Linked DNA regions of Mus musculus: all the other regions are linked to region 1. A link is a loop called in an ENCODE intact Hi-C map of the cell type or tissue named here. Cell type or tissue: heart. All regions are shown on one strand. Links, peaks and the distances in the headings refer to the core of each region. The heading gives the core; the rest is flanking DNA.

Evidence for each region. Peaks named below come from ENCODE experiments on the same cell type or tissue, not always from the same donor. Only the 100,000 strongest peaks of a DNase experiment are listed, where the experiment ranks them.
Region 2: a loop joins it to region 1, with 2.3 times the contacts of the local background. A loop is called at or near these places in 3 of 42 quality-filtered maps.
Region 3: a loop joins it to region 1, with 2.1 times the contacts of the local background. A loop is called at or near these places in 3 of 42 quality-filtered maps.

What each region holds. Positions count from the first base shown.
Region 1 is chr13:35,900,817-35,910,939 of GRCm38, reverse strand. It overlaps Rpp40 (ribonuclease P 40 subunit), which reads left to right and starts at 4,593. Exons shown (of 8, transcript NM_145938.4): 1 at 4,593-4,736; 2 at 6,377-6,521; 3 at 7,184-7,252; 4 at 8,832-8,927; 5 at 9,509-9,634. The coding sequence starts at 4,614. In heart, for the core only: a CTCF peak has its summit at 3,859 (motif pointing left); a DNase peak (open chromatin) is centred at 4,859; H3K4me3 peaks cover 1,602 bases; H3K27ac peaks cover 1,209 bases.
Region 2 is chr13:35,777,157-35,787,279 of GRCm38, reverse strand. All of the region lies in intron 3 of Cdyl (chromodomain protein, Y chromosome-like), which reads right to left. Among named protein-coding and RNA genes, the nearest start is that of Cdyl, 120 kb to the right of the region's middle. In heart, for the core only: a CTCF peak has its summit at 4,188; DNase peaks (open chromatin) are centred at 3,409 and 4,059; H3K27ac peaks cover 1,737 bases.
Region 3 is chr13:35,787,949-35,798,071 of GRCm38, reverse strand. Cdyl (chromodomain protein, Y chromosome-like) reads right to left here. Exons shown (of 10, transcript NM_009881.3): 4 at 7,897-7,971. Among named protein-coding and RNA genes, the nearest start is that of Rpp40, 110 kb to the left of the region's middle. In heart, for the core only: no CTCF peak of the experiment used is centred there; no DNase peak of the experiment used is centred there; H3K4me3 peaks cover 1,042 bases; H3K27ac peaks cover 2,198 bases.

The sequences.
Region 1 (10,123 bases), core at 589-8,588:
CCTGCCTCTGCCTCCCAAGTGCTGGGATTAAAGATGTTCACCACCACTGCCTGGTGATTCTAGATCTTAATCCCCCATCTGAAATGTATTTGGTAAAGCTTTCCTCCCATTCTGCAAGCTATACCTTCACTGTGCCGAATATTTCCTTTGCTGTGGAGGTTTTTGTTTGTTTGTTTGTTTTTTACTTTATGTAGTCTTATTCAATATCTGGGATCATTCCCCATGCTGTTGGAACCCTTTCCAGAAGTCCTAGGTTGTGTCTACATCTTGAAGCATCTACCTGTATTTTCTGTAGCAGTTCCAGACTTGCGGGTTTTTGTTTTTGTTTTTTTTTAACATTCAGGTCTGTATTAGTCACTTTTCTGTTGTGATAAAAAGTTCTGCCGGGTGTGGTGGCGAACGCCTTTAATCCCAGCACTCCAGAGGCAGAGGCAGGTGGATTTCTGCGTTTGAGGCCAGCCTGGTCTACAAAGTGAGTTCCAGGACAGCCAGGGCTATAAAGAGAAACCCTGTCTCAAAAAAAAAAAAAGTTCCAGTAAGACTCCTAAAGTTTCCACAACCTTCTCAAACACGCCACCAACTGGGGATCGAGTGCTCAAGCACATGAGCCTATGGGGGCATTTCTCTTTCAAACACACATTCTGCTCCTGGTCCCATAGGCTCATGGTATAAAATGTACTGAGCCCCAGCTCAAGAGTCCCCATAGTGTGTACCAATCTCAATACTGTTCAAAAGTCCAAAGTCTCTTGGGCTGGTTCTGCTCCCTGCATGCAGCGACCTCTAGTTTTGCTGGTTGATTTTGTTGTTGTTGTTGATTGTTGGTTTTTTGTTTTGTTTTGTTTTTTTGTTTTTGGGGGTTTTTTTTTGTTTTTGTTTTTTTTTGTTTTTGTTTTTGTTTTGGATTACTGCTTGTGCTCTCCCCACATTAGCATGAAGGGATTGCTGGCTCGCATGACGGATTCCTTCCTACTTCTCCTTTACTCAGACATTCCTCTCATGGTTTATTCTTTCTGCATTCTCATGACTAAGACTGTCATTCCCCCCCCCCCCCCCCACACACACACACACGTGCATTATTCCTTTACACATCTTCTGCGAGTGACACCTTGGTGGTCATCACCTGTCTTTGTTTTTACTTGTCTTGAAATGTCTCCATTTCATCAATGATTTTATTTTGTTGGTTTAGGTAGGTTTTTTAAGACAGGATTTCTCTGCATAGCCCTGTCTGTCTTGAAACTCGATCTATGTAAACTAGGCTGGCCTCAAACTCAGAGATCCACCTGCCTCTGTTCTCCAGAGACCTTTACTACCTGGCTTTCCTCAATGATTAAGTTAATTTGATGAAATTAATTTTTTGATGTGGAGTCTTATGTAGGTCTTGCTGATTTCAAGTTGCTACATAGCCAAGGGTGATCTTGAACCCCTGATCCTCCTGCCCTTACCTTCCAATTGCTGGGATCAGAGGCATTTGCCACCATGCCTGGCTTATGTGCTTCTGGGGGCAGAACCCAGGGATCTGTATATGCTACACAAGAAGTTTGCCAACTGAACAATATCACTGGCTTCAGCACTGATTGTAAAAGACAACTGTGCTGCATATAGCAAGCTTGGCTGGCAGTTATTTATTCTCAGGTCTTGTTATATATTGTTCCATGCCTTCTTGGCTTTTAGGGTTGAAACTGAAAGATATGTTATTCTTCTGTGTTCCCTTTTGTAGCTGAGTTAGTGTTTTTTTTTTTCTCTTATAGCTTTGAATATTATTTCTTTGCCTTATATTTTTTACATCCTCATTATGTCATGGTAAGGGTCTAGCCTTGTCTACTTGAGGTTGTAAATGTCTCTTGTGTTTGGATGTCCATTTCTTTCTCTAAATCGGGGTTTTTTTTCCTGCTATAATTTCATTGAATAGATTCTCTATGCCTTTAGTTTTGATCTCAGCTCCTTTCTGTCTCATAGATTCTTAACTTTGGTCTCTTGATCATTACTCAGAGTTCTTGAATATTATGGTCCTTTTCAATATTTTCTTTATTGATAATTGGATGTATTATTTCCTCAACCTCGTCATACCCTTTGCTCTGCTTAATCAGGTCTATGGGTTAAACTTTACACTTTGATTCTTTACTTTTTTCATTTCCACAATTTCTATTTGTGTAATTTTTTTTTTGTCAAAATGTCAGTGTCTTTGAATAACCATTCTTCAGCCATAGAGTCTAAGAACTCTGAAGCTGCAACCGATGACCCGATGTCCACAGCTGCATCTCTCCAGCGGGTGATCAATACTTAAGAGAGATTGAAAACTACAAGACAAGCTCTCTGCTCACACACTCTGGTTTCTTTCTTCTTTTCCAACCCTCAGCTAGAACATTAGCACCATGGGAAATATGATCTGGGGAATCTCAGGAGAATGAGAGAACTTGAAGCAGAGACTGAAAAGCTAAGTGTGGTCAGCAGAGGCCCCTGATGAACATGGTGAAGTTAATAATGACAAGACAGCTATGGAGGACACATAACACTTGCTCAATACAGGCTCAAGACAAGAGTCTGCAAGTTCAATGATACCCTCTCCCAGCCTATGCCGAGTACCCCGGAAGAGGCTGCTTCAACATCTCATTGCTTTCCTTTCTCCCTTTCTTTCTACCCTTCTTCCCTTTTTCTTCTTAGCACACTCTTACTGCTTCCCCTTTGTTGCATTCCCTAAACACATTTTATTTCCTCGCATACATTTTCATACATTTCACACCTCATACAGATGTTTATCTTACATTATTTACATTCTCTATTATTCAGCACTTTTACTCTTTTCCCTTTTTAAAAAAATGGATGTTTTTATCTTTTACTTCTCTTATATTTATATAATTCATTATTTAAGATTTTCTATTATTGAGATTTCCCCCTTCTTTTAGTTTTTTTCCCCCCACTAAACCCTTTCTCTTTTCATGTCTCCATCCATGGCACACTTTCTCATCCCGCTTCTTTCTTTCATTTAGGCTTGCTTTCGTTTTCTTGCTATTTTCCCATTTACCCTACATAATCATTACATTCCTAGCATATTCTACATTAGTATTGTAAATTTCTGTTTCATGGTTATTAGTAATATATTGCTGAACCTCAGTAACTTTGGGTGTATTTCTATATCTTCCATTTTGTTACTGTCTCAGCAATGTGTTGTCTCCTTTATGAGTAACACCGGGGAATGAGTCTCGGAGAGTAGGGTGCTCAGTAAGAACAACAGCGAAAAACATCTCCAAATCAACACAGGTCAACACCACACACAGAAACAAAAGCATGAATGAAAAACACAGCAACAGGAGTCCTCCAAAAACAAAATCAATTATCCCAGAGTGGTGGTTCACATCTTAAATCCCAGCACTCAGGAGGCAGAGGCAGGTAGATCTCTTTGAGTTTGAGACCAGCCTGGTCTATATATTGAGTCTGAGGCCAGCCAGGATATATAATGAGACCCTGTCTCAAGACAAAATAACTTAACACCTGGATTCAATGATACTGAAATAGGTAAAATTCTGGGTGATTTCAGAAGTTTCCTAGTAAAAATACTTTAAGACCTCAAAAAAGATTGAAGCAAAAAGATTAATTCAATCTTCCCTAAGGAAGGACCTGGAAAGTCTGCTGTGCACACACGTGCACGTGCGCACGCATGTGTGTGCACACACAGAGAGTAAAATAGATGAGAAAAATCAACAATATGGCTTTTAAGAATTAGCTATGGGGGCTGGAGAAATGGATCATTGGTTAAGAGCACTGACTGCTCTTCCAGAGGTCCTGAGTTCAATTCCTAGCAACCACATGGTGGCTCACAACCATCCATAATAGAATCCAATGCCCTCTTCTGGTGTGTCTGAAGATAGCAACAGTGTACATGGAAGTACAATTCAGCAAAGAAACTGAGATTTGGAGTAAAATCACAAAATAGTAATGTTGGAAATGAAAAAAATAAATTAAATAATTAAAAACAAAGCAAAGAAGTTCTGTTGGAAGTAAAAATGCAGAAATGTCATATTATATTCCTCTGTAATTTCCTATACTTTTTGGGAAGGATCAGTGGGAACTTAGGGGCCTGCGGGTGGGTGAGCATTAGGAACGAGACCATATGAGGAGTCAGGAAAACAGTGCTGCAAAGCAGATGTATTTCCTGACTATACTAGGCTTTTCCTCTGTCCTATCTTCCTCCTTTTTATAAGGTGTCAGGGTCCAGTCCTTCTCTGAGTCCTGTCCAGGTATATGCACTGTTCCTCCACGGAGAAACTGTGGGATAGAATGGATGTGCCAGGTTTTTTCTTTCTTTCTTTCTTTCTTTTTTAAGATGCGGATGGTTGTGAGCCAACATGTGGTTGCTGGGATTTGAACTCAGGACTTTTGGAAGAGCAGTCAATGCTCTTACCCGCTGAGCCATCTCACCAGCCCCATGCCAGGTTCTTGAGAACCTTCAGACCCAGTGCCTGCAGGAACTGACAGACAGGGAAAGAAAGAAGGGTTAGGGCGTGGTGGAGGGAGGGGTGTAGTCAGAAAGGGGCGAATGGTGGGGTGAGGGGCGGGCCGAGGGGCGGGCCGGGAGGCGGGCCAAGAGGCGGTGCTCGCCTGGACTCCTGCTTAACATGGCCACGCTGCGCAGGCTGCAAGAGGCGCCTCGGCACTTACTGGTCTGTGAGAAATCCAACTTCGGCCACGATAAGTCTCGCCATAAGCATCTCGTGGAGACGCACTATCATAATTACAGGGTGAGTCAGGTCCACCCGGCCCTCTTAGGCTGGAGAGCTTTAAGGTAGAACCACGCCGGGTTTCACCCGGCCAGACCTCCTCGGCTTGCGAGGGTGGGCGGAGATCGTCCTCGGGCATGCTGGGAACTATAGTCTCTTCAAGTTTCTTAACTGCTTTTCTTGGCGCTGTGTAGGACTACAATTCCCAGCATGCGCCAAACACAGGGCGGTGCTCGGTCCTATGAGGAACAGCAGAGTTTTTGTGAGTTTGGCGTGGTTACTGCGGTGTTCAGGATTAAATCCTCTCGGTGTTGGGTCGAGCAGGCAGTGGAGGAGTTAGGAATGTAACCTGCACGGTCGGAGTGTGACCTGTACAACATGTAGCCGAATTACACCCTAAGTTTGGGCAGATCTCTGTGGATCAGCTTGTGACTCTTTCCAAAGCATCACGCGGTTTGACAAACGAGGAACTCCAAATAAACTTACCTTACGATGATAAGGGTTTAAGCATTTTACATCTTAAATATTGGCCTGATGGATTTCTCAGATAGATTAGCTGGCGTCCTTGTCCCTCAAGGCTGGTTGTTGGGGCTTTGCGAAACGGACTTTAGATGTTCACTTGGGGATCATTTGAAATCCGCGCGGATTTTGCATCTCTTCGGTTGAAAGGCCATCCCTGCGGTCAGGGATGTATCGCTTATCTCAACTGGTCTCACCTAGGTTTGTCTAGGAAATGGAAGCTTCCAGGAGCACTTTTGCTTCTATGTAGCTTCTTACTAATTAAATGTCCCTAAATCCCAGGAGGAGTTCCTTTGATTTCATGACTCCAGAATAAGCAAATCAAGGCATGTTGAATTATATATACTCTATTTCCTTGACTATAAAGTGTGAAAGACATAACATATATTGCTTGTATGCAAAAATAAGATTCAAGTAAGACTTCCATTGCAATGTCATGCCTCACATTGAAATGCAGAAAGGAAAAACTTGAGTAGTCAGATATCTGTTTACTTGAAATTAATAGAATTGTTGCCTAGTAGGTTGATGGTGATGCACACCTTTAAACCCAGGCAGAGGTGGGTAAATCTCTGAGTGCAAGGCTAACCTGATAAACAGAGCAAGTTCCAGGACAGCCAGGGCTACATGGAGAAACCCTGTCTCAGGGGTAGGTGGTGGTGGCTGTGTGTGTGTGTGTATGTGTGTGTGTGTGTGTGTGTGTGTGTGTGTTTTACTAAGGGTTTTACTGCTGTGAACAGACACTCCAACAGTGACCAGGGCAACTCTTATAAGGACAACAAGGTGGGAGCATGGCAGCGTCCAGGCAGGCATGGTGTAGGGGGAGCTGAGAGTTCTACATCTTCATCTGAAGGACACTAGAAGAAGACTGGCTTCCAGGGAGCTAGATGAGGTCTCAAAGCCCACGCCCACAGTGACATACTTCCTCCAACAAAGTCACACCTACTCCACCAAGGCCATCCCTCCTAATAGCACTCCCTGGACCAAGCATCTTCAAACCATCACATTGCCCATGTTTGCGTGTCCCTTCTATGTCCCAGTAAAACCTGTGAAGGAGTAACTAGCACCTTTGACATTCCATTTCCAAAAGCATGGTGTTAATCTTCATAAAATATAACTTCGTTTGTTCTTCTACATTCTAATAGGTTTCATTTCTTATTCCTGAATGTGGGCTTCTATCAAAAGAGCTAAAAAGCCTGGTCATGGACATTGGACCCTATTACTCTGTGAAGAACTTACCTCTTCATGAATTAATTACACACGAGTTCATCAACACCTTTGTAAAGAAAGGTAAGAAGAAACACTGTCTCATATGAACAAGACAAGATGAAGAGCTATCGGAAGATCGCAGCAAAATATTGGGGTCCTTCCCTTGTCTTTAAAAGGGCCCATGGAAGTTAGATCATGTGATCAGCTGCGTGTATCACTTCTCCACCCGGCCATATTGTCGTTTTCTTTCCTGTGTCCTCTTTAGGTGGCAGCTAAATATCTTACCAAATTTAATTAGCCCTTGCAATAACTCAGGGAAGTAGGTGGAATCCCTTTAGATGAAGGTTAAGTAGCTTTTGAATATTAACTTTCTCAAATAGTTTCTGAATATTAACTTTGATCCTTGCATCAGTGTTTTGTCCTCTTGCCTCTTTAATGTGCACCTTTCTGCTAGGATCCCCAAGATTACAGGTTCTGTTCTGAGCCCATTCTCAACCTGTTGATAGGAAACTTGCACAAAAAGCCCCTGAATGTGGCCTGAGTCCTGGGGTGGTCTAGCTGGAGCCTTGCATGTATATGTTCCAGTGTATCTCTGGGGTGTAGTGGGTTTATTGAATGAGTTAGAGCTGTAGTAGATGCTGCCTGTTACCTACCTGGAAGATTCGTTGTCACGTGAAAACCATTCATAAACAAATGTTGTGCTACTTTAGTTACTTAATTACTTTTCTTGATTTTTCTTACAGGTTCATTCTCTGCATTAACATACAATACAAGTATTGATGAGGATAATACTGTTGCTCTCCTACCAAATGGTGACAGCATTCATTTTTTTTTCTTCCTTTCTTTATTAGAAAAGAAATAGCACTGCTTAAAAAAAAAAAAGTAGGCTAGAGAAATGGCTCAGCAGTTAAGAGCACTGACTGCTCTTCCAGAAGACCAAAGTTCAGTCCCACTTGGTAGCTTACAGCTATCTGTAACTCCAGTTTGAGTGAGTCCAGTGCCCTGTTCTGACCTCCATAGGCACCAGACACATCCATGTGCACAGACATAACATGAGGATAAAACACCCATATACATAAAAATAATAAAATAATAATTTTTTTGTTTTTGTTTTTTTTCGTGACAGGGTTTCTCTGTATAGCCCTGGCTGTCCTGGAACTCACTTTATAGACCAGGCTGGCCTAGAACTCAGAAATCCGCCTGCCTCTGCCTCCCGAGTGCTGGGATTAAAGGCTTGCGCCACCACGCCCGGCAAATAATAGTTTTTTAAAAGTCAAGTCATACAGCTCTAAACAGTAAAATGAAGCCTATCTTTGTGTTCCTTCTTAGATGGAACCATTTGATGTTTATCTTTCAAGAATTTATAAGCATACATTTTTTTGGTTTGTTTTTGTTTTTGAGACAAGGTATCTCTATGTAACCTTGGCTGTCCTAGAATTCACTCTGTAGACCAGGCTGGCCTTAAACTAAAAGATTCACCTGCCTCTGCCTCATGAGTGCTTGGATTAAAGACGTGTTTTACCAGCACCAGTAAGCATCAAATGTTTAACATTGGTTATATGACATTGTTTCTCAGTAGTCTTATTTTCCAAGGGGTATAACATAGACATGTTCCTGCTTCAGTGCAGATGGTTGTGACTTAGAACTTTTTGTTTTGTTTTGAGATAGGATCTTGCCATGTAGACCAGGTTGGCCTCAGATTATCATTTCTCTTGCCTCAGCTCTCCAAGTGCAAGGATTACACACATGAACCAGCACATCTCTGCCTGGCTTTAACATAGAGCTTTTAAATGTTTTGATGATATTTGAAGTAGGGGCTGGAGAGATGGCTCAGCAGCTAAGAGTGATTCCTGTCATTGCTAAGGATCCAAATTCAGTTCCCAGCAGCCACATGGCAGCTCACGACTCAAGTTCTAGGAGATCCGACATCCTCTTCTGACATTCACAGGCTCCTTGGTGTACTTACAAGCAGGCATACAAATACATATTTAAATTAAACTAAATTAAAATTTAAAGACAGTATTTGAAGTTATACAGACCACAGTTTGATCATTCTTTCCTTCATACAAATTTAATTGTTTCTAGTTTTGCTATTGTAATATGTATATATGTATATATGGTAGATAATACCACAAGCCTGGTGGCTCACACCTGCATCCTGGTATTTGGAAGGTTGAAGCAGGATAATTGCCACCAGTTTGAGCCCAGCCTCAACTACAGAGCAAAGTTCCAGACCAGTTGGGTACATTGCTAGATAATATCAGTGTGCTATAGACAAGTTCTTTGTGTATTCTTATCCCCGACATTTCACTGCTCAGATGTCTAGCTTTCTTAGAGAACACCAGCCATATTTTAACATCTCTCTTAGAAGAACTATTGTTTGATTTGTAGGGAAATTAATTTTATCACTAGATAAAGATACTTACGAAGAAACCGGACTTCAAGGTCGTCCATCTCGGTATTCTGGCAGAAAAAGTATGAAGTTTGGTAAGTATTACATGCGTTCCACTGGAGCCTAGCAAGTCAGTTTTCTTGTAACAAAACGTGAATGCCTTCCCTCTGATCTCTAATCGGAAAAATATGGTTCTTATCTTTGAAATCCTGACTCAAGGAGCTATTGGTTGCACTTCCTGGGGGATTAGATTAGTTGGTGCTGTTAAATTGTTCCTCTTTGGCTGTACACCACATTTTATAAGGGCTGGAGAACTGGACTACCCCTTGTATGCAGTGAAGAGGAACAACTTGATGTGCTTCGTACACAGATTCTTTGTGATTAGCAGTGGAAATTCACAAGTGAAGAGTTGGTTTTGAGGAAACTCTCTGGTGTGGACATCAATAACTAAGGCTAGCACAGACACAGGTACCTGATCTATGATCTAGGAAGGGCTTAAAGAATTTAAACCAACTATAGCTAGCAGCTCTCAACACTAGAAATAGCCCGCTGAGGGATATGTTTTTGATGAACACAATCTGTACAACTTACCAACTTACCAAAACTTTAGACATTTCTCTACAGTGTAAGCTCTGTATAATTCGAATGAAACAAGTATTCCTCTTTCTACTTTAAGTCATTTCCATTGACCTAATGGATTTATCCCTTAACCTGGATTCTAAGAAGTACAGAAGAATATCTTGGTCCTTCAAAGAGAAGAAGCCTTTGAAGTTTGATTTCCTTTTGGCTTGGCATCCTACAGGTATGAAGTGTGAATTATATGATGATACAGTGAGTTGAGGATCTGTTGGGCATAACGGAGGATCGAGTGGTGATATACTGCTGTGGTAGGGGATATTGCTTACGTAGGTGTGTGGGTATTGTGACAGAGCTGCTCTAGCTTTCCAGATGTCCTCAGCGCCTCAGCTCAGGGTAGGTTTTAAAGCAATCTGCCCCAATTTTCTTGGGTGTTCCTGCAGATCTAGAAAGCTTCACAGTGGTTTCAGAATAGCTAACGTGTAGTCTACCCCTTCTTCCTCTCTGCTTACATTAAAGAGCCTTTGCTAGAATAATTTTAAATCAGCATCAATTATAATTATATGTGTGTGATCTTTATCATTATTACAGGATAGTAACCCAGGAAGACTATTAAATGTCAGACAGCATTTGTTATGACTTTTAATTGATTGTAATACTAAATTTAGCGCCAGCTTATATGTTCATCAAGTATATTAATTTGCTTAGAACTTCC
Region 2 (10,123 bases), core at 220-8,219, 120 kb after region 1:
AACACTGCATATGTCCACGGTAACATATGCCTTCCCATGTGACGTTACACCCTATGTGTGACAAACCTACTGGAAGTTATATGTAACACCTCTAATTTATTCACAACATAGTTAGCTCCATCTGCCATCAATGTGGTAAGAATATGGCACTGGGTAAAACCATCTAACAATTACTTTATAAAGTACTGAATACAGTACAACGGATAGTACTGGTCATTACCCGTTATGACCACAGCCTCATATTACCCACCTTATCTATATAGACTCTTACCCATTCAGTAAGGGAGTGTCAGCTACTTACAAACTGGGATCTCAGAGGAGAATGGGTCAGATAGCATTCCTGCCTCCTTCTTTTATCATCTACCATGAAGATGTGGGAGTGACACATGTCAGCACCCCACACCCAGTGTTCCACCCCAAGGACACCAAACCCCTGAGAAAAACAACTCTCTTAGTATACCAGGACAATGCACACATATCACAAGACCATCTCATCTCTAGTAGAGCACTAGACATAGGAATGGATTAAGAGATGCCTAAAACTAGAGAAGCACACATCTCGGTGTTGCCTGCAAGGGCGTGTCTGGAGAGAACTGGCTAGTCTGAAATGTGGGCAACATCAAACAATAGGCTTGGGGCCTAGATGAAAGAAAGTGGAAGAGGAAACCAGGTAGCACTGCAAGCTCCAGTCTTCCCAAGTGCATCTGATGTTGCATGGGTACTGGCTCTCCAGGGAACTACTACACCTCAGCCAGATGGGGACTGTACCACTGGTCCTCTTGTTCACAGGCTTCCAGAGTAAACAGCTACTGGGTCCACTGCCTGTCCAGTCTCCAGCTACTGTTAAGACTATCTAATCTCTGATTGTATAATCTAACCAAATCTGTCTCTGTCTGTCTGTCTCTCCCTCTCCTCTCCTCCCTCTCTCTCCTCCCTCTCTCTCTCTCTCTCTCTCTCTCTCTCTCTCACACACACACACACACACACACACACACACACAGAGACAGAGACAGACAGAGGTAACCATAAGCTACCACCTTCTCACCTCTCAGGCACACTAATGAATAGCATATAAAGGGACAAACCCCAAGCCATGTGTCCCTTGCTGCTTTTTCCTTTTGTTATATTGATTAAACCTGTTTCTCTCTCCATTACATTTAGATTCCTACTTTTCTTCTACTGCTGACATATTAAAAACATTTTAATGAGCAGTGTCAGTATCTGCCAGGCATGGTGGCACATACATGTAATCCTGGCATTTGACTCTAACGCCCAAGCCCTGGGTGACACAGAGAGACCTTGTCTAAGACAGAAAACAACACTAACCAAACAACAGCAATTATAATAAGAAACCTTCATCAGGGTCACGTGCAAGAGCCAAGTTTGGCAGTGACACAAAGACAAGTAAGTGGCATGTCTAAAAAGGAGCAGAACGACCAATCTCCAGGACCGGGGGATAAAACTTTTAAAATCCAGAGGGAAGAACAGTCAAGTGGAGCAAATGAGGACCATATCGGTTTAAATTTCCAACTCCTCTTAGGAAGGTGAAACTCTGAAAGCACACACAGATCATTAACCCCACAGTGGGTCTGGAGAATTCATTTCTACTTTTGTAGTCACAGGTGGCATTTGTGGCCAGCACAGAAATCTTAAGCTTTACCAATAATGGTGATTTACAAGTTCCAGATTTAGGAAGTAAAAGTGATCAAAATAAATAACATTTTGATGGCTCAGCCCTTAACTGTGTGGTGCTCTTGCCCAAGACCTGTTCAGTTTCCAGCAGCTATGTCACGTGGCTCACAACCACCTGTTATCTGTTAATTCTGAAGTTCTGAAATTAACCACCTATTAATTCTGAAGTCAATTCTTGATGTTCACATTGCTGATTTTATGAGATTACTAAGAATACTAAAGCAATAAATACTAAAACACTGATAGTATAATAAAAGACAACAGTCTGTGGGGCGGGCTCTCTGGCCTCTCTGACAGAAAGACTGCAGTCTAATATAAACCCAATGGTTCTGGACCCCTCAAAACCAAAGTGAACTTAATTAAGTGTTAAATTTCTCAATAACTAAACTTAAAAAAAAAAAAAAGGCCACTTTCATGGTCACTGAAGTGAGCCTTGTCTATTCATGTGTTTTAGACATTGATTTCTGTTGGGTGATTTTCCACGACTCCACTCTAATTCTAGAGTTTATTTTTAAAAGGAGAGGTAAAAAGAAGTTGATTTATTTCTTAAATAAGGAAACAATAAAGGTGGTGGTGTAGTTTGAATGGAAGTGTCTAGCACAGGCTTTTATCTTAGAACCTTCAGTCCCTAGTTGACAACACTGCTTGGGGGAGGATATGGAAACATGCTGGAAGAAGTATGCCGTGCGGACAGGCTTTGATACATATACATATGTGTATGTGTGTATGTATGTATGTTTGTATGTATGGGAAGGATTAGGAGGTATGGCCTTAACGGAGGAAGTGTGTCACTGGGAATGGACTTTGAAGTTTCAAAAGACTCACACCATTCCTAGTGTGCTCTGGGCTTCTTGCTCGTAGATCAAGATGTGAGCTCCCTGCTGTTTGTCACCATGTCATTATGGGTTCTAATACTTTAAACCATAAGCCCAATTACATGCTTTCTTCTACAAGCTGCCTTGGTCAGTGTTTTATCTCAGCAACAGAAAAGTAATCAATACAGATTCTCCATCTGGAACCATACGCCAAAATAAACCTCCTTCCTAAATTGCTTTTGGTCATGGTTTTATCACAGCGATAGAAAAGTAATGAATACAGGTGGCAAACAAGATGTTGCAACAACTGAAATTTGGGTTATGGCTCAACGAAAAGTAAGTCAGACCATGGTATGTCTGTGATTTTGCAATGGGCAGTGTAAACCCATTTTACTCACAAAGGAATATGCATTACATTTTCTAAACCACACATTTTAATACCACATGGAAAACGGGGGCACTTTAAAGAATTCCCATACAGTGATGGCAATCACTGCCCTCTGGTTTACATTTCACATCTCTGACCTGTTGCTCGGACCATGAGAGTTTGGCAGCCACTGGGGTGAACAGGTGAGAGAGAGATTAATAGTGCTGAGGCGAGATGGGATTCTACCTCACATCATTAAGATCAATATAATTTAGTGCGCAACTAGAATACACAAAAAAAAGCTGACCCCGCGGCTACTGACATCCAAGACTGTGTGTGCCAAGAGTGGAGTAAGATTCGGGAGCATTCTGACACTCTAGATTTCACTCTGGGTGTGAGGCAAAGCCTTGTTACTATAGCATTCAGTCCGGTGTGGGCATGGTACTGTATCTCACCACCTACTTACTATGTTCTTACGGTTGCAGGATCTGAAACGCCTGCGGACATCATTTTGAACCACTTCCCAATGCACTCACTCACCCAGCACACTGATCCTGTCTCCCCTCACACAACTTCCTGTGTCCGTGTCTATCATGTCTCTTCTTATGAGGAACTGAAACTGGTAGAGACCCATTTCCCACTGAACAAGTGGCTGGTGTTACATACTGTTAAACTGCTTTAAAACATCAATACTAGAATTAATAAACTCTTACTGTAAGCACTCCTTGTGATGCTTACTTCCCTGTGTATATATAAGCAAAGCATGTCAGTGGGCGGGACATCTGGACTCTCCAATTGACAGCTGGGATTCACGGTGTTCTGGTTCCCTTGAACACAGACAGGACTGTCAGTCAAGCAGTACCTTCTATTTAAATGATCTCAAACACACCTTGGGGGAACTGCAGGAAGACTGCAGCTGCTTGCTCTAACTTCTCAAAGTGCAGCTCCAGCCGCAACTATTTCCAGGAGTTTCTTGTACCAGCTCTGCTGACTCTTGAACTCCTTCTCCCCAAGGCAAAGGGCGAGCATTCTCCTGCTCCTTCTTACTCTGAAGAGGTGAAGTAGAGCTGAGCGACAGTCATCTACAGAGGAACACCTTGCTACTGAAAACTGAAAGAGGCCGGGCTGGGACTAGAAGTGACATTTTAAAGAGAGGGAACTAGGGGTCACTTGCCAGATGGCAGAGGTAGAGATGTGGAAACCCTGTAGCCTTGACAGTGATGGGAGGTGGAGCCACTCTGACAGGCATGGGTGACAGTGGTAATGAGGACAGTCACAGACAGGACCTAAAGGGTTGATATTTAAAACTACACCACTAGAGGGTGCCACCTGCTGTTCCTGCCTGTCAAAAGTTAGGCATACAAAGGCTGCAGGAGGCAGCTGAAGTTTCTCCTGGATCAAGGGAGTGTCCAGTGTGGTGAGTGCAGGGTCATTTTATTTACAGAAGACACCAGAAAAGGTGTACTAGGATCCCGAAGAACTTGATGATGCAGAAAGAAGAAAATCTACTGGGGGAACTCATGGCATAGCCTGGTTTAGTTGGCACAGCCAGCACAAACACTAAAGTGCTGAGGTTAGAACAAGACACCCAGTCACCTCTTGGTAGAACTTTATTTTTTAAGACACTTTAACATCTTTTTTGGCCCTACAAGAGTAAATGAGATATATGGATCTTTTCAGTAATCACTTTCCAGGCACACAAAAATGCTACAAAGATCCACTACAGCTGCTGAGAACACGCATGTCTAGCTCCCTACCGAAGGAGCACTTATCCCCTCATGGGAAACCCAGATCTCTCCATGGTTAGCTGCTTTTCAAGATGATCCTGTTTATCTGTGTGTCCTGAGGATCAACCACCATAAACAACACAGAAAGGAGAGAAGTGTGCAATCAGTGTATAATCTGCATCACCATTCTAGGACGGCAGGTACAGTCCACATGCACATATGCACACATGCATGCATGTATGCACACATATATGAAACCGACGTCATGATCCACGGTCCAAGGGAACCAAGGGAATGCTCACTGCACTACTACCCTCACTCTGCCTGCATTAGGAGAAAAACCATTACCTAGGATCCTATTTATCATTCTGCATGAGCTCCTTCAAGCTTCTCACAGGAATGGCAGCTGGCACATCTGCCAGAGCAATCTCTAGTCCTAGCTTTGGCTAACAGGGGTCGCCTAAAACCATCATAAAGCACAGATATTTACATGATGACTCCTAAGAGTAGCAAAAGTACAGTTAAAAAGTAGCAAGGAAATGATTTTATGGTGGGGAGGGGATCACCATGACCTGAGGAACTGTATTAAGAGGTAGCAGCACTAGGAAGGCTGAGAACCACTGCTGTAGTAAGTGCAAGTCAGTGACTTCCCAGTCTTCCCAGGGCTGGAGAGATGGCCCAGCGACTACAGTACTTGCTGCTCTTGCAGAAGACTGGGGATTGGTTCCGTTCCAAGCACCCACATGGTGACTCAGAACCATCTACAACTCCAGTTTCAGGAAATACAATGCCCTTTTCTGACGCTTCAAGGGTACCAGGTACACATGCAGCACACATCCATACATGCAGCCAAGCACTTACACACATGAAAATACAATAAGTCTTTTTAAAAAAGTCAGTCCAGTATTTTTAGGACACATTTTATTCTCTATAGTTTGCTAGAATGTAGAAGTTAAAAATAACTGGAATGTACAGTTTTATTCAAAACACAAAATATGTCAACAAATCTGTTTACTCTGAGTCTGAGAAAGAAACTCTGGGCAAATTTTCCCAAAACAGAGAGACAAGCAGTAAGATTGTAATAACCACCAATAAAGCAAACCAGAATGGTGCAGAAATATCTCACACACAACCAACTTCCTAAACAAGCAGCGTAGCAAACTCAATCTTTTGGTGGAAAAAAAAAATCACAGGTGCCTCAGCGTACAAAGCATCCCAGACACCTGAGAGATGCAGGTCTGGGAACTCTATGAGCAGCTCAACATTAGATATTTAAGAGGATCCAACAATAGCAAGCAAGGAGCTGCGAACCGTGTCTTCAAAGTCAAGCCCACTCATCCCCTCAAAGGCAGCAAACAACCTCCTCACCAGCAAGTGTGGACATGAGAGTATCTTCCAGACACGTGGAACACACTCACTTCATAGTGAAATCCTGGAACACTCCCAGTACCTGCATGAAACCTGCGACATTATCTACCAAGCCTATCTGAACAGCCCTTCCTGGAAACCCCCAGCCTAGCAGACAACATGGATATAAAATTTCAAGGAAGGAGGCGCTAACAGAAAGTAGATTAAAGTGCAACACAACATATACACTTGTAAATATATGCACATATGCACCTAGCCACAAAACATCAAAGGGCTTAAAAACAAGTTCAGAGAGACACACCATCCGTGTTAAACCATCAGTAGTCAAACAAGACTGTTCACTCAAAATGATGCAGAAATTCAATGCAAGTTCCTACCATGAAAACCCCTGAAGGTCCCACAGGGCCCAGCAGAGTGAACTCAGCATCTCTATATGAGAACACGAAGTTTCCTGAAAAGCCAAAAGAACTTTTATAATAGCAGGGGGAGAGCTCGCCAATTTGAGATGAAAACTTACAAAGTTGTAGTAATTAAGCCCTTGTTACACACAATAAGAAACATGCAACCATAGCCACAGAAAACAAACTTAACACTCAAACTGATCCCACACTTGGGCGGCAACTGGCAGGCCCTTTAATACACACCCTTCCATCTGACTATCTCCTGGTACTTTCATCTGATTCACCCTGAGAATTTACTGCCTTACTGGACCTCTAAGAGGAAAAAGAAAAAGAAGGGGGAGGGAGGGGGGAGGGAGGGAGGGGGGCAAGAGGAAAGGAAGGAGGGACAGACCACTGAAGGAAAGTCAGGCAACACTAAGGAAAGGATGACACAGGTCTACCCACAGCAACATGAAGAGCATCTGGCTGATGGGAAAGGCTGCAATATTAGACCCTTTGTGTGTGCACTTAACATGATCATATTCAAGTACGCTGTGGCCGGAATAACCTCGGCAAGAGCTCACTTCTTGAACATTCCTCTTCCCCAATTAACCAATCCCATCACGCTGTGAATCAGAGCTCCCACCAAAGTCATCACCTGCATCAGCAATTACAAAAAGGAAGCCATGTTGGCGCTGGTGTGCTGCTAGACTGGTTTAGGTTCTGGGACACTTTTTACAAAAAGAATTACTTTGCCAAGATACTTTTGCCTCGTTTGTTGTTTCTTCAGTACCAGAATAATTTATTTGTTGTTTCTAACAGTTTTCAGCGGTCTGTCTACTTTTCTTCTTTTACAGGCTAAGCTGACAATGAACCCGAGACCACCAGCAACAGAATTACAGGCTGGACCATGTCCTACTTTGCTTCCCCAACCCTTTTCAATACAGGTTCTCGGGTTGGAGCACAGGTCCTTGTCCTTGAGCAACTGAGCACTTTCTATGTCTAAATAATGTGCCTTCCAAGCATGCTAACACAATTCCTACTAACACACAAGTTCTGATTCAATAGGTCTGGGGCACACCTGAGACTGCACAGCATTCTGTCATCACACATGCTCTAGTGACACTGAAATGATTTCTGAAGAAGGAACTGTTTACTGCAGAACTGAAACAAACACTTAGATGGAACAAAACAGAGTGGCAGTCAAAGTGCAATGGGAATGATGATCTACAGCAAGTCTGCTTGGCAATGCCGCAGGAAACCAACACTGACTCAAGTGGGGAGCTGTCTGGAAGGAACGCGAGGTCATAGGCCAGAACCAAAAGGAGCATCAGGCTTCTTTACATTTTATTTTCCAAGAATAATGTCATTGAGTGCTTGTATAATTAAAAGCTGGCCTTAAAATCTAAGATTGTCATAATAGTCAGAAGTACAAAGAGGGTCAGGGCAATGAATGCTGGCCAGCACTGCTCCTCGATCAAGAATCTGCCACAGGACCAGAAGAGAATGGTGGAATGGGGATCAATCTATGTTTATGGTAACAAACCACAACCACTGCAGAGGGACTTTAAAAAGAAAACAACAACAAAACCAACAAACCATCAGTAAGTCAAATGCTCTATTCAAATCAATTGTTTCCACCAAGACTTTGTTCCCATTTTACTCCTGCCATAGTAGTGTAACAGTTCGTTTTTACTGTCATTTGATGGGACTTAGAAAGCACCAAACAAACAGCCCAGGCCATATCTATGAGGGGCTTTCCAGAATGCCTTAACTGAAGAGGAAAGACCTACCCTGAATGTGGGTGGCACCATCCATGGGGCTGGGGTCCAGGGCTAAACAAAAAGGAGAAAGCAGGGGCTGCACAAATAGGCCAGTGATTAAGAGCACTTGCTGTTCTTCCAAAGGACCCAAGCTCAGGTCCTAACACCCAAATCAGGTGACTCACAACAGTAATTCCAACTCCAGATATGACACCCTCTTCTGGCTGCTGTGGTATCTGCATGCATGTGCACACACAAACATACAGACACCCCACACAGCTCTCTCTACTTACAGAGTCCTTCCACCATGCTTTCTCCACCTCACTCTACACCCCTCCTCCCCCAAAATGTGAGCCAAGATAAACCCTTACTTTATTATGTTGCTTGTAATAAATACATATGCAAATACATATTTGATCATAATTCTCTGGTCATAGCAAGGAAAAAAGCAATATACTACATAAGTTAACATGGAAATGTTTTTGCATAGTTTCTGCTTTATCCTTCTCATACTCCTAGAAGAAATCCTTCTTAAGGGCTCAAGAACTTGCAGGAATGACCCTTGGATAATACCAACTATAAGAAGTCTCCGGGGTTGGCTCTTGAGCGAGGGCACCCAAACCTGAATCATTATTAGCTCCCACTGTGCTGGTCTCCGTGTGGGTGACCAGCCATAAACAGCAAGCATTTGGTCCCCTTTCAATTCACTTGGTACAAGAGAGCCTCTAGCAGCAACTGAATGGACACGGGAATGGACGTGAATGGCCACTTACTGTGGTGAGAATGTTGCCTACCAAAACACCACAATGAAACTTAACCCCAAATATGATAGCATTAGAAGGTGGGCCCTTTAAAAAGCAATTAGGTTAGGAAGGAAGCTCCACCCTGTGAAAGACTTCCTGCCTTCTTTATGGAGACCCCTGAGAATTGCCTATCCCCTTCCCATCTAAGAACACAGGCAAAGGGCATCATCTATGAATCCCAGAAGGTGCTCAGGACACCAAGCCTGCTGGTGCCCAGAACTTAGCATTCTTGCCTCTAGTTCTATGAAGTAATAAATGTCTGCTCTCTATAAGCCACTCAGCTGACGCCACGTTATCATTACAGCCCCCACACACTAGGATATCACTCAAGTTAGCACTGGAATTTGTAGGCTTTAGTGTATGCTAGGTGGAAGTAATTCATGAAATCCAAGTCTCAGGTCTAAACAGTTCATCACGACATACAGACATGGGAACTGACGAACTCTGAAACTCGTTATGAAGTCGTACAGGCCATATGATCACAGGCAGTCATGACAGAGTACGTGCATATCAAACGACTTTTACAAGTAGCACCTTCTAAGAAGTTAATTAGAGGCACTTACTTTTTTCTAGTTGGGAAACCCTTTGGGAACTGCCCTTAGAGCTAAGTCCTGCTCAGTGGGGGATGGAAGGCGCCATGCACACGGAAGGAAGAGTGTGTAAAAGCAGGCTACAGTTAGAGAGACATGGCTTGGGTCACTCTCATGGAAGCAAGGGGAGGAGGCAGGAAGGCAAAACTAACACATTCCCACAAGGAATCAGGAGTAACTTGTGAGCACTGCATTCAGACGACAGAGGCAGGAGGATTAGGAGACCAGGTGAGCTGCTGCTACCTGGTGAGCCGAAAGCCAGCCTGGCTACATGAGATCCTGGCTACATGAGATCGTATCTCAAAACACACCTTTTTAAAAAAGCCATCATGAAAAAAAAAATATGTGCAAGAAAAATCATCAAGATGTACCTGGCCATGCAAAGAACTAATAAAGTTGAAGACTGTAAGAGCTGATAATAAATGGGAAAAATATAAAATGCGAAGCAAGCAATTCATTATCCAAAAGAAGTAATAACAAAAAGTATAAAATACCCAACAGAAAACACTTAAAAATTACAAGGTAAGGACATGGAAGGAAAACTGAGGTGAGGTGTGTTACGAAGACGATAGAAACAGGCCCAACACCCGGTGACAAGCTGAACTTGAGCGGCCCACC
Region 3 (10,123 bases), core at 1,843-9,842, 110 kb after region 1:
TTCTGTTCTGTGTTTCTGACACAGCAACCCCCCTGGCTGGTCAGAGAGTGGCTGTCAGAACTCTCAGGTCAACAGGGACAGCCACACATAAGTACTTAGAGCCTCAGTAGCAGGTGCTGGCTGAAGGTATCCCACAGAGGCAGCACCTTGACTTCCTGCGAGCGGTAAGCTGACTGGGCACAGACTACCTCGTCGGCTACCCGCCTTCTTCCTCATCTGGTTCCAGTGCTGGTGCTCTGGGCTCTCATTTCTCTCTTCTGCCCCAGGTCTGTTACTCTAGCCACCACGACAACCCCCAGTGCCTGTAGGCTCAGGGTACCACACTGTTTCCAGCAGTACTTGTGCATTAATCACACTGTGCTCTTTATATATCTTCTGTGACCATGGCACTACATTCCCAAAGCCCAGCAGGCCCTGGTCCCTCCTTATCCCTGGACACCCCCTGCTGTCCCAGGCTGGGGCCTCTACACTTTCTGCTTCCTCGGCCATGCAGTCCTTCCTTCACTCCCCTCTCTTCCTTCAAGCTCTCCAAAGGCCTTTCTCAGGCAGTCTAATACCTCGGGACTTCACCCAATGTATCAAGCATTATTCTGGCACATCAGGTCCCTCCCCTTTATTTTTCTGAACATTTATAGATATCTCACACATCATATGTCATCCTGTTTATTGGCTTCTTCTTTAGCTGTGTGATAAGCTCACTGCTACAGGTCAGAGTGCTTTGCACACCTGTGGTGGGACTCTAAGGGTGGTATGCTCGCAGGTCAGATCTCAGTAGCTTCATGTGCCAGAAATGAAATCAAAAGCGTCCCTGACAGCCTGAAGTTGAGCATACAGCCAGGTCTAAGCTGCCCTTCCTGGAAGCAAATAGAAAACAAACCCAAGAACCATGTCTGAACATCAGAAACCGTGCATGGCCACGATAAAAACAAGATTCTAAAGCCTGGCTCCTTTGCACACAGGGTTACCTGTGTCTAATTGCAGGCACAGACCCCCACCTGTGCCGTTAAGTCATTAAAATTGATGGCCTTTCAGAAAAGAACCTGAGTGGAGCACTCGGCACAGTAAGGCTCATCAAAATGAGTCAAATGACATGGTCTTTGACTACCTGGTAGCTGTGTGTGTCCTAATGTGCATGCACAGTCAGTCTGTTCGGCCATCTCTCTGTCCACACATGCATGTGTGCGTGTGTCCATCCTCTTCCTTCTAGAAGTATTCTGTGTCACATCTTCTGTCACAGCAAATGTTCTCAAGTGAGCAAATGTTAAGCCATGGAAGATTTCATGTGCTAAGACTGCCAGGGGCAGGGAGCAGTGTGCCTCATAGTATGTGTAGGCTTTGGGTATTGGAAGATTCCTAAATACTAATCCTGACCTGCTAGGAACAAACCCATGACTAAAGAGTTAACTGTGAGAGTTGACTTTTCAGAAGACTGGCCTGAGGAAGAATGTCCTGACGATAAGCTCAGCTGCCCTGGCCAAGTGCATCCTGAGGGCTAATCATCCACACCCGTGTAGGCTGAAAGGGACCGCAGCAAAGCCAGGTCAATTCTCACATGCACAGAGGACTGTATTCCAAGAGCCCTGGAATGTGCCCTTCAGCTGGCTCACCAGGAACAGAAATGTTTCCCAGAAAGCCAAACAAATCCCCAGAGATGCTGGACGCCTGGGTGCTTGGAAAAACTAAGATGTCAACAGAGCAGATCCAAGGCATAAGAAAGAAGGCATGTAAGGGAAGAGGTGACATGTAAGCTCTCCTGGAACACCGGACAAAAGGGAGGAAAAGCCTTGGGTATGCTTGAAGACACTATATCAACAGGGGATTGGCTCCATCCTGCACACAGAGGTGGTAGCTGCTCTTTGTACAAAGAAGGAAAAGATCTTCTGTCATAGGGAAGAAGGGCAAGAGGCAGAGCCCTAATCTACAAGAGGGCCAGCAGGTCAGCAAGAAGGCAGTGCCACTGGTAAGAGGATTTTGTGCTATCCTTGGTACTAAACAAGGGAGGGAGGGTGGGGCAGGGAGAAGGCTTGCTGTGAACGATGATAAGCACTTTGGGAGCTTGACTGAACTATATTCTCAGTCTGACGCCCCTCCCAAACACACACACACACACACACACACACACACAGAGAGAGAGAGAGAGAGAGAGAGAGAGAGAGAGAGAGAGAGAGAGAATGAATGCTCAGGTCTCCTCACTCCTCTGAGCTTTGCCAGCCTTATTTTACGCCATCATCCTGGGGTTATTATGAGGTTTCTCATTTGTTTCTATTGCAACTTGGGAGAAGAAGGGTTTATTTTATTGTATAGTTCACCAGGAAGTAAGTCAGGGAAGGAACTCAAGGCAGGAATAGAACCAGCTACTAGGAAGAACACTGCTTACAGCTTGCTTCTCCTGTCTTATTCAGCAAGGGACAACCTGCCCAGTGATACCACTGCCTACAGTGGGCTGGGCTGGACCCTTCCACCTTAATCATTAATCAAGTAATAGCCCCAGAGATTTCGCTACTGGCCAGTCTGACAGAGTCATCTCCTCAACTGAAGTTTCCTCTTTCCAGAGGAAACTCTAGTTTGTGTCAAGCTGAAAACAGCTGGCCAGCCTAGGATGAAGCGTGGTCAACTGTCTATGTAGACCACTCATGAAGTACAAACGGGATCCACACACACAAGTGCTCGGTGGTTACCAGTCAGCTACTACCTTTCTCAGACGCACAGGGAAGGCCTGCACCACCTTACTTGTGAGAAAAGCCAATGACAGGCGGCATCAGAGGAATGAAAAAAACCACAGAAAGGTTCCCGCAGCTACGGGCTCAACAACAATAAAAGCAGACCTGTCACACCCGGAACAGTGTAAGCCCACAGTGGTGCAGGGAGACAGTGGTCTTGACCTGTTACTTAACTTTGTACGAACTTTGAAAACTGGTTTAAAAGTAGCCCTACTTCAATTGTTGAAACACTTCATTGCAAAACCATTTTACTACTAAAGAGAGGATAAGCCCAGAAAACCCTCATATGTCCAAACAGCCAGCAGAGGCACAAGTTCAATGGGGAAGGAGCTCTCTGCCCGGTGCCTGGTGTCACTCAAGGCGAGCACAACCCTTCACAGCAGATGGCACACCCATCAACCAGCACCTGCCAGTAACATAATCTGCCTCTGGGTCTGGCAGAAGTGTCACCTCATGCTGAAAGGTCAACATGAGTATCACTGAGCCTTCAAACCCAACTCCCAATTCTCAGGAACACAAGACATAACAAATTCCCTTAACACTTTTCAACAATCAGATGAGTCCCGTTCATGAGAGAAAGACCTAGAAACTGACCCAGCCAGGCCAAAAATCAAAGAGGAGGGAGGGAGGGAGGGATGGATGGATAAGGGAATGATACAGCACTGACCAGCACATGGCTACCACAGCCGTTTGAATCTGATCTCTTAGGGCTCCCCAGGCCACAGCTCACTATCCACCAAGGACCAGAAGCCACATACTTCCCATGACTCTTCCCATGCATAGCTACAGCGATTCAGCTATGCAGAAGCAGGTGGATGCAGGGTCCAGCAGATCCACAGGGAGGAAGTGCCTTAATTTGTCTCTAGCTCCTCTGTCCTAGTTCCATCTGGCAGCTCCCCCACGTGAGGGAAAGGAGAGCTGGGGAAGGCTCGTTTCAGAAAGGACCTTTAACTACCGACAAGACCAGGGCTCTGCTTCCTGATCATATCCAGAGGCAGCCTGTTGAACAGTCCCTGCACGAGGATCCGTAGTCCAGCAAGGTGCTCACACTTCTATGAGAACAGTGCATGAGAGCTAAACCCAAGCCCAAATGCACATGGCAGCTTGAATTTCACTACCATTTTACCATCTATTTCAGACAGAAAACTAAAGGAAATTAAAAGGAAATTAAGCTAAATTAGCCCAAGGCTGCAGAATGTGTACACCAGCTCAAACATGGTGCAGGCTGTTTCTAGCAAAAGAGCCTCTCTGGCTTTGAAGGGGTGGCAAGGCCCAATTGTAAAGACTGCCCATCTTGCCAAGCAGGTGCTGATTCTACACCCATAGCTGTTACCACAAAACTAAAGGATGGGTCAATCAATGGACAGTTCTGGCTGTCATAGGATAAAGCACAGTCTTGGTGCTGGATGCTCAGACACAGCTATTGTGGTCACTTGGATACCTGTCCTTCCAAATTTAAAAAAAAAAATTTTTTAAAAAGGCAGGTATTCTTGAGACCTCCCCACTCCTTGTCAGCTCTCTAGTCACTGAACTCTAGTCATCAGGTTTGCAAAGCAAGCGCTGAGCCATCCTGCCAGCCCTCCAAACTATTTGCAGCCCCGTCCCTCACTCTCCCTAGGGAATGTTTTACCTCACCATGAATGCAGCGTTGCTGTTGACTGGGCTAAGGTCCAGTGTGTGCTTTTCACAATCACACTCAGTGGCCTTGATGGCATATTTTTCCCTGTTTGCTAATGCACACTAACACATTACCAAGTTGATTACATTTGGTGTTCTAAGCACCACTGTAAATGTTGGGACTGTTGTGCAATTCTTAAGGAAAGGAACCCACAGTTTTAAATTTAAGATGCTTATGGAATCAAAAAGGATTGCTCTTATAAATAGTTCAGAGAGTAATGAATAGAAAAATAAAACCAGTCTCCTATCACAAGCTTTAATAAAATATAAGCTTTTCCAGCCAAGTGCCACAAAATCGAAGCATTTAATAAAATACATAAAAATGTGAATGATATAAATCACAGCTCCATCAGAGTCGAGACAAGAGGGCCCTGTCTGTCTAAAATTCTGTTATAGCCCTAAAGACCAGCACCTCTGTGTTCAATAAATATTTGCTGAATTTGCCAAGGAATGAACTGCACATCTGGCCCTTGGCTTGGAGTTTTACAGTGGAGCTTCAGTAAGCAAACACCGAGGAAAGACAGCTATTAGTTAGTGAGCTATTAGCACCATCTGCACATATAGCGGCTTTTTACCAACACCCTCCCTCTTACCTACACAACACATTTTTATTTTTATCTATATATTCATGAGACAGTGGATCCTAATGTCAAATGACTGACCTGTAGTCACTCAGCTAATACACCCAGTGTGGCAGCAGTGTAGGATCTGCCCCTCGGATCCTCTGCCTGGGCTACTTCTGTTTTGACTGTATCTTCTACGGCTGTGATGGTTAAGCTTCGTGTCGACTTGACTTCACTGTCACTTGAGAGACACCTATAAGTGTGCCTATGAGCAAGTTTTCAGAGGTTTAACTGAAGACAGAAGACCCACCCTGCACTGCCTGGCAACCGAGTCCTGAATAACAGAAAAGCAGAAAGTGAACAGAGAAGCACACTCCTCAACCTGCTGCCTCTGCCGTGCCTTCTGCTACTGGAAAATCGATGGACACTATCCTCCCTCTCAAACCATATCCTCTCTAACTGCAGAGCACTTTCAACAACAAAAGAGTAACACAGTAGTTTCCATACACATGAGGCTCATTCAACGCAGGCTCTGCTTCCTTCCGAGTTCACTGGACATGGGGCTAGCAGGTAACAGGCACAGAACAGTAACTATGTAACCTGGATAGTAGAGAGGAACACTGGCTTCCTTGGCTTTATAGTCTGGGAACAGTCTTCACACAGTGATGTTTAGGCACAAACACACCAGAGAAAGACAGTATAACAATCCCCAATTAATTCCCAACAAAGCACATAGAGGAGAACGCCTAAGATCATTAAGAATCTTGGAGGAAAGAGCTCCATATAAACACGCTGTCTGTTAGTAACAGTCACGTCCACAGCTTTCTGCTTATAATTCTTTTAACCTCAAAAGTTCTTGTACTTGGCAGGTAGTTGCGATGTATACTTCCATGAAGGCTCACTGTGTCCAATCAGCATGATCTCTGTTTTTGTAATTGGCTTCTCACACTTTAACATCATCATGAAATGTACCACAGAATGGTGCTTCACACAGTCCTGATGCCATTATTTTACAACCCTTGCCTTCAAGAGCTTCAAGGCAAGATGACAGAATAAGACAAGAGCTTCACTAGCGATGACCCCAAACAACCAGAATGCTCTTAGAAAGGCCATCATTAAGGCAAATGGGATTAAACCTACACTGGATCAATAACAGTATCAGCGCTGACAACTGGTACCTGATGTATTGCAGCTCTTTAAAGTTTGCTTTGTTACTCAATGACAACTGCTTAAGAAAACTGATCAAGTTATTTTCAACAAGCCAAAGAATAGCTTATATCTGGAATATACAATGACCTTCAACCCTCTGACTCTTAGCTTTACAAGAGGCTGAAGGAGCTACCAACAAGAGTCTCAGCCTGCTGCAGAGAGGAAGCTAAATGGAGCTTCCCAGGTGACTGAGACATAAGACCCTCACTAGTCACTATGTCTTACAACTAAATAAGGGGCAAAGCACAGGCAGAATGCAGTCAGGTGCTAACAGTCCCTAGAGAGGCTCCTTTCCTGGTCAGCCAGCTTGTTTTTCGATGCACTAGACATTCAGGGCAGCTGGTCACAATGCAATGCGACTCTTGCCTGTGAAGAACTTTGCTGATGACATTTCAAATAAGCTGTGTGCTGCTCTCAGATGACTGCTTGTTTACGAATTTGTCAAAAAAGGGCATTCCCACTCTGTGAAAAAAGGCAAGTGACCCTGGCACAAGCAAGCATTTTTAAACTGACTCGTGGGCGAGAGGTTATTATCAGTAACCCTAAACATATTTAATTGCTGTAAGAAAACACTCCAATTTCTGCGAAACTGTTATGCAAAACCATCTAAATCACAAAAAAACCAATCTGCTGTCCCGAATGCTTTACCATATTTGATCATGTGTTCTCCTGATGGATTACAGTCGGATCCTGTTTATCAGGCACAGAACTGAGAATAGAACTCCCCCTTTCCCCTGCAACCCCACCATTATCTCTGCTTCCAGAGTCAACCTTTACCCTGAAGAGCTAGGGGCTTGATCTGAGATGCTCTACCCTCTCTTTAGAGACCAAGAAAGTGTTGCTTGGTTTTTAAAACACAACTGAACCTTAGAGGACTTTTTTTTTTTTGGCCCGCCCAAATGCAAATTTGAAGTTAAAAACTCTCTATCCCAGATGACTCTGAAGGAAAGGTATTTCTGAGGCGGAACTTAAGCTGTGCATGAAGAAACGATAGACTCAGGTGCACTGGCACAAGTTCCAGCAAATGGGAAGGCTGCTGCCCCGAGCTCCAGATAACCCTCAACCAACATTCACAAGTCTCAGGGACATGGCAAAAACACAGACTTGATCCGAGAATGAACCCTGCGGCATCACATGAAGCCTGGAGAGAAACAATCAAAACACAGCAAACGCAACTTCAATAGGAAGTGCAGAGTGACATCTACTAGGCTGGCAGACAGATTTGGTGAAGACAGACAAATCCACTTTACCACAGTGGGGACCACAGCAGCTGCATGGAGAACACAAAGGAGAATGATGGGTAATGAGATAAAAGACAGGAGTGCTACTGGGGCAACAGCTCGGGGTTAAGAATGTTTGCTGCTCTTTCAGGGGAAACTGAGTTCAGTCTCCAGCAGCTACAGAGGCAGATCACAACTGCCTGTAACTCTAGTTAGCTGCAGGGGAGCTGTTATTTGCTTCTGGCCTCTTACACATGGGATTCACGCACGCACGCAAGCACGCACGTACACACCCCCTAGGCACGGAAAAGAAAAATAAATCTTTTAAAAATAGATAGGCTATAGTTTCTGATGTGCAGTACTTACTGAACCTATATCTGAGAGAATCAAAAACTCACAGCTTCTCCCAGATGCCAGGTACACTGGTTCAGAACACAGGTGAAAGACCCTTACTGACACCCATGGGCAGTTCATGCTGTCTACTAAATAGGGAACAGACAATTGTACCTGAGTCTCCGCGTCTTGAATTGCAGGGGACGCTTGATCGGGTTCTGAGACTGTTGCAGGAACCACATTATTTTGCTGACCAAATTGAAACAAGAGAAGAACCATTCAGACTCCAGAAACGCTTGATTTTATGGATTTAAATAGGCTAACCTTAAGTCTTATGGATTTAAATAGGCTAACCTTATGTCTTGGTTTGCCAAGGGCAGTCTTACACCTCTTGTCACATTATCCAAACTGGGTTCGCCTTCATATTTTTCCATTTTTAATTACATATTATGATTCATTGTTGCATTAAATAAGGTAGTGTGGATTCGGTTTGCACCTAGTAGGTCTTGCATCTTCTGTCTTAATCTTGTCTGTACAGCATGTCTCACATCAGCAGACTCCTGCAGCCAACCAGCAGTAAGCCACTTTTCCCTGCTTTTTCCTAACCCCACGTGCCTCCAGCATACACTCTCTACCATAAAGGGAGCATGTGACAGCACTCTCCAGTTCAGGGACCACTGGGTTATCAACAGAGTGGATTCTCATGTGTCTCACTTATGGTCTAAATCCATTCTTTGTCTTGATTGCTTTCATTTGGCAATAGGCTACCGTAATAATAATAACCTAAAAAATTAAATACAGGCTTAGTGAACAAGAATTGTATTTTCATTGCTCAAGCAAATTAATGATGACTGTGTAATTTGCATATCTGTCCATATGTGTCACAATGGACCCATGAGAGCCAGACTCTAAACTAGCATAATACACTCTTTCTTTCTTCCTTTCCCTTCCCCCATTTTGTTTTTCAAGACAGGGTTGTCCTGGCTGTCTTGGAACTCGCTCTATAGACGAGGCTGACCTTGAAAACTCCTCTGAGTGCTGGGATTAAAGGCATGTGCCTCACCACCAGGCTCAATACCCACTTTTAAAGAAGGGAATAGTCAAAACTGATATGAAGTACAGTATGACGTTTACATCTTTACAACCACGGCATTTAAATGTTTGCCAAGTCCCACTTTCTAGTTAGTAAACAGCGTGTTCTGATTAATTGTGTTTGTTTCCTCCAGAAATGTCCTGCCATGGAATGATGGCCCCTACTGATGTAGACAACACCAGACCATTCCCAGTTCTCTACGAGAGAATCAACTGCAATACTAACTCTACATTTTCACCTAATCCACAGGGCAAGGGTCACTAATAGTAACCTGCAAGCCAAAGCCACCTGCCTTGGGCTCTGGCTGGCACAGCCCCTAGGGTAAGATTGCTTTGTATCAGCTTTCAGTGGCTGGGAAAAGTCCAAAAAAATATATAAATTATTAGGCATAAAACGTATAAAAATTCTTATCTTGGTGTTGGTAAAGGAATGTTTACCATTCCTCAGTGCATAGACACACACTTATTTGGGGATTGTCAACAGCTATCCTTGGGGCACCATAGCAGATCAGTATGTGTGACAGAGCATATGAAATCGACCCACTGGTCCTTTACAGAAGATCTGTTGAATCCTGTCCTGCAAGGTAAAAACCTCACAGTATTAAATGTTCAATGTTTCAATGCAGACAGTTATTGGATTTTGTGATATTTTTTTTCAAACAAACACAAATTTTCTCATATGTACGTAAGATAGGTAGGTAGTTGAATGCAGTAGGTATGTTGTGTGTGTACAACAACAAAGTACTCCATCTTAACAGTATGTAGCCTCTTCTTGCTGCACACACAGGTAGACCTTCAAAAGACTACTTTGAAAAGTCAATCAGAGTATCATAAAAATGACTTGGTCCCTTTTAGATGAGATGTTTAAAACCTGGACTGTTTCTTTGTTTAAAATAGTGGGTCCAGCAAAACATTTAACAAAGGTTTTCAGAAGCCAATAATTCCTAGAATGTGTGTGCACGTGTGTGTGCACATGCGCACACATGCACACACACACACACACACACACACACACACACACACCACTTGTAACTTCTGAAGCCTTTGGCAGATGCCAATTACTGAAATTAAAGTTTACAAGTAAACAGTGAAATAAACTTAAAACCAAGTAATGAACTGAAGAAATGAATTTTAAAGTCCCTGAAAGGCAGAGTATATTTTGAAACATTAAGAGCTGTGGGAAAGAACGTTTTTGAGCTCCTATTTTTAATTGGAGAAAGGCTAAATTTTACAGCATCTAAATATAGCCAACCATTTGAAAGGATGAAAGTGGCAATTTATTTGACAACGTTTTGTCTTGTTAAATTAT